Linked DNA regions of Homo sapiens: region 2 is linked to region 1. Evidence: chromatin contacts called from ENCODE Hi-C or POLR2A ChIA-PET data. All regions are on one chromosome and are shown on one strand. Each heading gives the region's core, a stretch centred on a gene start or an enhancer-like site at or near the end of the contact. The rest is flanking DNA. Distances are from core to core; before and after follow the strand shown. Region 1 overlaps ABHD12 (abhydrolase domain containing 12, lysophospholipase). Region 2 overlaps ABHD12 (abhydrolase domain containing 12, lysophospholipase).

What was found. A loop is a pair of places that touch in the nucleus more often than their neighbours do. ChIA-PET counts read pairs that join two places held with the same protein, here RNA polymerase II (POLR2A). Pooled maps may share reads with other maps.
Region 2: a loop to region 1 is called in a map of dorsolateral prefrontal cortex, with 3 times the contacts of the local background. The contact joins two enhancer-like sites. A Hi-C loop is called at or near these places in 6 of 168 maps with a recorded cell type or tissue (IMR-90, PC-3, dorsolateral prefrontal cortex and 3 more), 4 of 37 single-sample maps with no recorded cell type and 6 of 50 pooled maps. POLR2A ChIA-PET finds 5 or more read pairs at or near these places in 7 of 52 experiments (B cell, CD4-positive, alpha-beta T cell, HEK293 and 4 more).

The regions. Positions count from the first base shown.
Region 1 is chr20:25,316,298-25,320,386 of GRCh38, reverse strand. It overlaps ABHD12 (abhydrolase domain containing 12, lysophospholipase), which reads left to right. Exons shown (of 13, transcript NM_001042472.3): 4 at 69-188; 5 at 3,309-3,339. Among named protein-coding and RNA genes, the nearest start is that of PYGB, 70 kb to the right of the region's middle. RefSeq lists a silencer at 928-1,007 and enhancers at 1,358-1,597, 1,628-1,687, 2,801-3,410. Within about 2 kb of position 1,831, at least 7 of the 41 ENCODE cell types and tissues checked have a DNase peak (open chromatin) inside an H3K27ac peak, as active enhancers do.
Region 2 is chr20:25,352,492-25,356,342 of GRCh38, reverse strand. The region is part of intron 1 of ABHD12 (abhydrolase domain containing 12, lysophospholipase); the gene reads left to right. Among named protein-coding and RNA genes, the nearest start is that of ABHD12, 36 kb to the left of the region's middle. Within about 2 kb of position 2,047, at least 3 of the 41 ENCODE cell types and tissues checked have a DNase peak (open chromatin) inside an H3K27ac peak, as active enhancers do.

The DNA of each region.
Region 1 (4,089 bases), core at 582-3,081:
CGTGCAGTCGCCAGGATGAGGACAGAAGGGACATCTGATCCTGCGCTCCCCTCTGCTTCTGTCTGCAGGCACACCGTCCCTGCAGTCTGGTGGAAGAACGCCCAAGGCAAAGACCAGATGTGGTATGAGGATGCCTTGGCTTCCAGCCACCCTATCATTCTGTACCTGCATGGGAACGCAGGTACCAGGTGAGGGAGAGGAGCCCATCATCTTTGCTGTGGAGCATGGCTCCTTTTTGGGGTGGGAATGTCCTGGCCCGGTCTGCCGGAAACCAGCAGGAGCAACCTGCGGTCCCACAAAATTGGGTGTACTGACCCACTGCAATGAGGGAGAGCCTCCCAAGAACGAAGGGAAAGGCAGAGTTCTGAAGGGGTTGAGGGAAGGCGGAGTTTAGGTGACGTTTACATGAAGCAGGGTTCCCACAGGCTGAGGCCAGCACGGCTGTGTTCCGTGGGGACCAAGTGTGGGAAGCTGTGTGCAGACCGTCCCCTATCTGGAGCTGCAGCCTGGATTGGGATGAAGGAGGCTGAGTCTCAGTCAGGAGCTGAGCTCCCCAGCCAGAGGGGCATGTTTTTTTCTCCTTGTTGTAATCTCAAAGGTCACAGCATCTGCTGGTATGTGATTTGGGGAGCAGGGTTTCTTGGAGAGTGAGGGCTTTGGGGTCCCTCCGAGGAGGGGTCATAGTGGCACTTGGCTGTGGGTGCCTCGCGCTCTTGGGAATGGGCGGCTTCAGCTCACTGGCAGCTTGTTTTCTCTATATCTGTCATGCTGCCTGAAGTGGCAGGCAGATCTTTGTTACCTGTAAGATAGCTCCAGGTGGCAGACAGGTGAAGCCGGAGCCAGGGCAGCCCTGGAGGAGGTGGCACACTTCCTGGAAAAAAGTGGCAGGTGCTGAGAAGGGGCAGGAGGGAGAGGCTGAAAGCACCAGGTGCTGGGGTCTTTGCAGGCCACCCTACAGTGTGAGCTCTCTGCTCACCCTAACGGGCTGTTGCTGAAGTTCATGCACTCTTTGGTTAATCAGCCCTGCCCAGTTTTATCTCAGATGCTTTTCCTGAGTGGGTCTAATGGCTTGTCCTTTCCACTGGCTGCCCTGGAGTTGGCCTCCCTGCCTTAAAAGGGTGCTCCTTCCACACCATGTGATTGCTGTTCAGAAGAGCCTCTGTGGGAGAACCCAGGGTGGGTGCGGAGGGGATACATTTTCTGAACAAAGCATTGTTTGAAAACCACCAAGGTCTTCGTGTGTGAGAGAGGCAGCCAGGAGCCAGCACAGAGGCAGACCCAGCACGGAGACAGGGCTGCTGCGGGGCCAGGGCCGAGGTCCCGTGTGGCACCAGGGTATGTCAGGGCTGGGGGCAAACATTTTATAGGCAGAGCCAGCAAGGAGAGCTGTGCTGGGCCCTTCTGGAAGGGAAAGCAGGCCTAGGTGGGGTCTGCATGGTGGAACCCTGCAGAGAGCATTGCTGAAAGAGCCTGGCGGCATGGCCCGTGAAGCGGTTTCTGTGTCAGGGATGGCGTGTCTAGCTACAGAATCATGCATGTGCTGCACAGTTTCCTTTCTTCTTTGTCTGGGACAAGCTGCAGAGGGTTTCTCTTCTGCTTTTCAAAGAGCAAGTGGCTACAAACAGCTCTTGCAGCATCTTTTTATAAATGACAGAACTGTGGTTGGCTGTGAATAAGGTTCAGTTCTGCAGTGCCCATCACATGGTTAAAAAAAAAAAAAAAAGATCCTGCCTATAACTTTAGGTTAGAAAGGGATGCCGTGACTTTCAGTGTTTGCTGCCCCCTCCCAATCCTGCAGAGACTGCCTGGCTGCAGTCCTCGCCACCCCCACGTTGCCTGCTTTCTTTGTCCTGTGCATCCCACTGGGGTTTCGCTGGTCTGCGGGATCCACCACCCGGGTCCCCCTGAGGTCCAGACCCCCTGGATTCCCAGCAACTGTTCCTTTTTTGCTTAATGTAGGAAATTTTAGAAACTTAGAGCCACTGTGAACTCTTACAATGATAACTGAAAATATTTTGCAGTGTTTCCTCCTTGCCTTGAAACTCATTCCTTTATTTTTTATTTTAATTTTTGAGACAGAGTCTCACTCTGTTGCCCAGGCTGGAGTGCAGTGGCACAATCCTGACTCACTGCAACCTCAGCCTCCTGAGTTCAAGTGACTCTCCTGCCTCGGTCTCCCGAGTAGCTGGGATTACAGTCACCCACCACCATGGCCAGCTAATTTTTGTATTTTTAGTAGAGACGGGTTTCACCATTTGACCAGGCTGGTCTCAAACTCCTGAGCTCAAGTGATCTGCTCACCTCGGCCTCCCAAAGTGCTGGGATTACAGGTGTGAACCACCGCACCTGACCCTTTATATTTTTGTTTCTGTACTTTATTGGCTTCCTCCTCCATCTCATCCTGGTGTCCAACCAGCAACACTCCCGCCCCCATACCTGAAATGTTGAGACCGCTCCTGAGGAAGGAGGAGCACGGCTAGGGAGTGTGGAGAGTGTGGACCCGCCCTCCTCCCAGGTGGCCCATGTCCCTGCTGTGGGGTCGGTCCAGGTTAACAGCTGGCCAACAACTGGAAAGAAAGAGGGAAGGGAGCCTAGACAGGCCTCAGACAAGGAAGTACAAATGGGAGGGTGTGTGCCGAGCCCACTTAGTCTCAGTAGCGACATGCACGGTGAAGCTGTAGTTGGCTGTGAGGGGCGGGAGGCAGCCGTTCCGGCACTTCAGGGCCTCCCTGGGGAGATTCTAGGAGCATATCCCATGTGCAGAGCACACACATGTGAAGGGCTGTAAGGCAGGGTGGCCACAGCAGCAAACAGAAGTTAGTGCCAGGTGGGAAACAGTCAAGATGACCATGAGAGGCCAGGGTGGTGTGGCTAAGCAGAGTTCTGAAGGTCGGCTGAGACGTGCGGAGCAAGAAGTGAGGGCAGAAGTCGCCCATACGGGTCCTGTTGGAGCACAGCCTCTGTCTACACAGGGTGTCCTTGGCACAGGGAAGCTGGGAGGGTCTGGGGTGTGGTGGATGAGGCCTTGCTGTGTTTCCTTTAGTGTCTTTCTAGTTTGGGGCTGTAGGTGTGCATTACCTACTGAAAAATAAAAGCAGTCATTAAGAAATCTCCCCCAAAGTGCTAAGACCATCTCCCCCTTGGCACAGCACTGCCAGAGGCGAGTGTGGGGCTACTTAGGGGGACCCAAGGAAGAGGTTCTGCCCTCTTTCATTGGCCTCCCCCTGGTTTGGGGTATGGAGGACAAGTTGACCTGGGGCCCAACTCTGAGAAGATGTGCTCACACCATGTCCTGTTTTCTTCTCCAGAGGAGGCGACCACCGCGTGGAGCTTTACAAGGTGAGTGCAGGCAGCACCCACACCTGTTCCCTGGGCTGTTCTTTCCAGGGCAGGAAGTGAAGGGAGTCACCAGACTCACAGCTTGAGAGTTAACTATTGCTGGGCTGTTTGTGTGTGTGAGACAGGGTCCTCCTCCTCTGTTGCCCAGGCTGGAGTGCAGTGGTACAGTCACAGCGCACTGCAGCGTCGACCTCCTGGGCTCAAACTATCCTCCTGCTTCAGCCTCCTGAGACTGCAGGTGCATGCCGCCACCACGCCCAGCTAATTTTTGTTTGTTTTTTTGTAGAAATGAGGTCTCCCTATGTTGCTCAGGCTGGTCTCGAACTCCTGGGCCTCCCACCTTGGCCTCCCAAAGTGTTGGGATGACAGGCGTGTTGAGCTTTTTAACACTGCCTTTGGATGGGCGTGCTGGAAGGTAGGGCCTTGGCTGCCTCTGCTGTGACTGCCCATCACACTGCTTCTAGGCCTGGGCCCCAACATCAGAATGTATGGGCTTTGTAGACCAAGTGCAGATATTGGCAGACTACATAAGCAGCACTGGAAATTGTTTTTCAATGTTACGTTACTTGTGTATAAAATGAAAAGAGACGGCTGGGTGTGGTGGCTCACGCCTGTAATCCCAGCACTTTGGGAGGCCAAGATGGGTGGATCACAAGGTCAGGAGTTCAAGACCAGCCGGCCAGGATGGTGAAACCCCGTCTCTACTAAAAATACAAAAAAAATTAGCCAGGCGTGGTGGCGGGCGCCTGT
Region 2 (3,851 bases), core at 798-3,297, 36 kb before region 1:
CTGATAGAAAAGCCTCTTGCAGGCACTGAGTGTTTATTGATATGTGGCAACCTAAGGAGCCCTGTGCCCCCGTGGGAAGCAAAACCTCCGCAGTCTCAGGTGCAAGAGTGGAGACCTAGAGGAGCTACCATAAATGTCTGACCCTGGATGTGTTTTTTCCCTTGCAGTTTTACAGATGCTGTTTGATGGGAAGGCTTTACATAGTACACTCAGGGTATGCCCTTCTTCATCACCACCAAGCGCAGAAACTGCATCAATAGAAACAGGCTTCATCAACACAGATGATCTTGTGGGCTCCCCTGGTTGTTAGAATGGCTTTTGTTCTCTCAGGAAAGGACTCTGTGTCTGTCCATCAGTACCTCCTATTATTGGCCCAGTTTCACAGCTCAAAGCATGCAAAAGGAAGTCAGCCTCCTGAAATATAAATGACAACTTTTATTTGGTGGCATGCAGTGAAACTTTTTTTTCTTAAAAATACCCTTTATGGGCTGGGCGCAGTGGCTCACGCCTGTAATCCCAGCACTTTGGGAGGCTGAGGCCGGTGGATCACGAGATCAGGAGATTGAGACCATCCTGGCCAACATGGTGAAACCCCGTCTCTACTAAAAATACAAAAATTACCTGGGCATGGTGGTGGGTGCCTGTAATCCCAGCTACTCGGGAGGCTGAGGTAGGAGAATGGCTTGAACCCGGGAGGCGGAGGTTGCAGTGAGCTGGGATCGTGCCACTGCACTCCAGCCTGGTGACAGAGCAAGACTGTCTCAAAAACAAACAAACAACAAAAAAAAAACCGTTTATACTTTGTCAAATGCAGTATGGGAAATCAAAGTACAAAACAACAAAAAAACCCTTTAAATTTCCCAAAGAAAATGTTTTACTCTTTTAGCAGGAAATGGTAAAAACAAAAAGGGGGAAGTGGCAACAGAAAGCTTTCTAGATTGAGTTCAGGGACACAGCATTTCTTCTTAAGCATGATGAGCTCAGCTTTTTTTTTCTATATTGCCCTTAAAACTGGGGACAGGGTCTGTTTTTTAAAATCTTTGTTTTCTGCATATTTCTCTTTGATAGGCAGCAGCAGGGAATGGAAGTGCTCTTCTTGTAGTCTGGAGGGGCTGCATTAAGTGTCGTCCAGCCTGCAGGTCGTCAGGATGGAAAACATCAGTTGTGTACATGCATGATGTGGCACCAGTGAATCCAGTGGTGCCCAGAACACCCCACTGTAGCTTAGCAGGAATGTGCTGCATTATTTGAGAGTGGGGGCCCTCTGGAGTGATTGTACCTTTACTTTTCCTGTTTCCTGATCCAAATACAAAATCATTGACAGCTCAGACCTCTTAGGAAATAATGTCTTTGTTCTTCAAAGTAGTCTAATTATGCTTGAGTATCTGTTCAGAAAGTACAGAAAGAGAAGAAAGAGATAGGAAAGAGAAAGCAAAGTCAGGTAAAAGAAGGGATAGATGTGATTGGGGTAGGTTTCTAATTCTGAACTGCTGGAGGGAGGCCAAACACTGTCATTCTAAGAAAATACGACAGTCAAAAGCTGAGGAAACCAGACAAGTTAATTTTTTTTTTCTAAAATAGTAATTTTTTTTTCTAATTATAACAATTCTATCTTAGGATTTTATTGCACTTAATAGTTTGGCTTGTCAGATTTCTTTTGGTGTCACTGTCTTTCACCATCCATTTGGGATCCTGTGGTTGTGTAAATGGGGAACCAAAAGGGTCCTCATCATGGCCATCAGGAAAGATGGGCTGTGTCCAGTTCCAATGGACAGTGCATCTTGTACACAAGCCTCAGCTTTTCATCTGTAACACGTGGCTTATGTACAGCCTTTTAGACTATGAGGCATGAATAGCAAACAGTGGCAATCGATGCTGAAAAACCAGAATGTTTAAAAACTGGGCCATAAAAATGTAGAACGTATTCTGTCACCAGAGCTGGGGTCAGTGGGGTGACCCCCTCCCTGCCTCCCTGCCCCCCAGTTCTCCCCAGACCTTCCTGCCTGCCTGTTTCCTGCCTCCAGGACAGTGTGCACCCTGTGTCCGTCTTCTGCCGCTACACCTGTGAACTGGCACCACAGGTGGGAACAGCCCTTCAGGCCAGATTCTGGTTTTTGGTTTTTGCTTTACTGCCAAATATGATCTAGTGCTACATTCAACTTAGTTGATTTATTGAGGCTATAAATTCCTACCCATTTGTTTATTCACTTAGGAATTTGCTTTAGGTCTTGAAATAAGAACCTCCCCGTCCTTAAAGATTAAAGGCTTTATTTGGCCGCTCCAGGATGGCTTCCTTTGTCTCCAAATTCCCATTCCCCTTGGGTTTATACAAAGACCACTGCGAAGGAGAGTCCAGCATCCTCAGTATCCTGACCAGCCTGTTCCAAATGTCAGCGGCAGGGGAGACCTTGAGACACTGAAGTGCAGGTGGTGGCACGTTAGTGATCACGCAGCAGTCATTCTTTGATGAGCAGAAACCACGGCCTGACGTTGAGTTTGGTTCTGCAGAGGACAGAAGGAAAGGCCAGGAAGGCGAAGTGAGCAGTGTGTCCCAAGGTGTGCAGACAGCCGTTGGCCCAGGCAGGCTATGGTCTCTAGGCCCAAGACAAATTTTAATTTCTCTATGCCTCGGGTGCTTGCTTATTTCCTGGACCTTGGAAGGATCACAGCAACTCTCCCGTAAGAGCCAAGGGTCTGCCTGCCGGGGGTAGAAGCTAACATTCTCAGTCCTGCTCTAAAGTGAACCCAGCAGCAGCCCAGCCTGTACAGAATACAGCTGGGTCAGGCTTAGGTTCAGCTGTGTTTTTCCCTTTGGGGCCTTTATCTGTGTGCCCTCCTGAGTGCTGCATAAATAACCATATTCCCAAACACATGTTTTGAGAGCATTGTCTTTTGGAAGAGTTAGAAGGTAATGCTGCATATTCTGCTTAAATATTTACATATTCTGCTTATAAATTTGCTTATTCTTTAAATTTTTTGTTTGAGTTATTTACTTTCATTTACAGATACTTGTTCACACTTTGGGAATTAACTTTAAAGGTATATTAAACATGGCATGTTTGCCAGGAAAAAAAAAAACAGAAACAAACAAAAAAAACACCTATGGCTTGCCCTCAGCTCTAGAATTTGGAAAAAGCATTATATGAGATTTCTGATTTATTTTGTCTGTTATTTTGGTATTACTTAGAGATTCAATTTTTAAACTAGCTAATTTTCATTTACAGATTATTTGTATGTGTCCTTCATAATTAGATGACAGAACTGTGGTGGCGATAGAGCTGCTAATTTAAAATCACCAATTTTGGAGGCTCTGTTTGTTTATTTATAAAAATAGAGACAGAGTCTCACTCTTGCCCAGGCTTGAGTGCAGTGACGTGATCATAGCTCACTACAGACTCAGCCTTCAGAGTAGCTGGGACTATGGGTACACACCACCACATCTCGTTAATTTTTTTTTTAAATTAAGACACCTGGTCTCACTGTGTTGCCCAGGCTGGTCCTGAACTCCTGTCCTCAAGCTATTCTCTTGCTTTGGCCTCCCAAAGTGCTGGAATTATAGGCATCAGCTACCATGCCTGGCCTGTATGTATTTTAATTAGAATTCATTTTAATTTTGAGAAATCTTTTTGATAGATATGTACAATAAATAGATACGCTTTTCAAGAACACTGTCCTGAGCTTGAGAGATACAGATAGTCACTTAATTAGCAGTCCCTTCATTTAGCCTATCACTTTAATAAACAAATGTGGTTGTGCCAGGCATGGTGACTCATGCCTGTAATCCCAGCACTTTGGGAGGCCGAGGTGGGTAGATCACCTGAGGTCAGGAGTTCGAGACCAGCCTGGCCAAC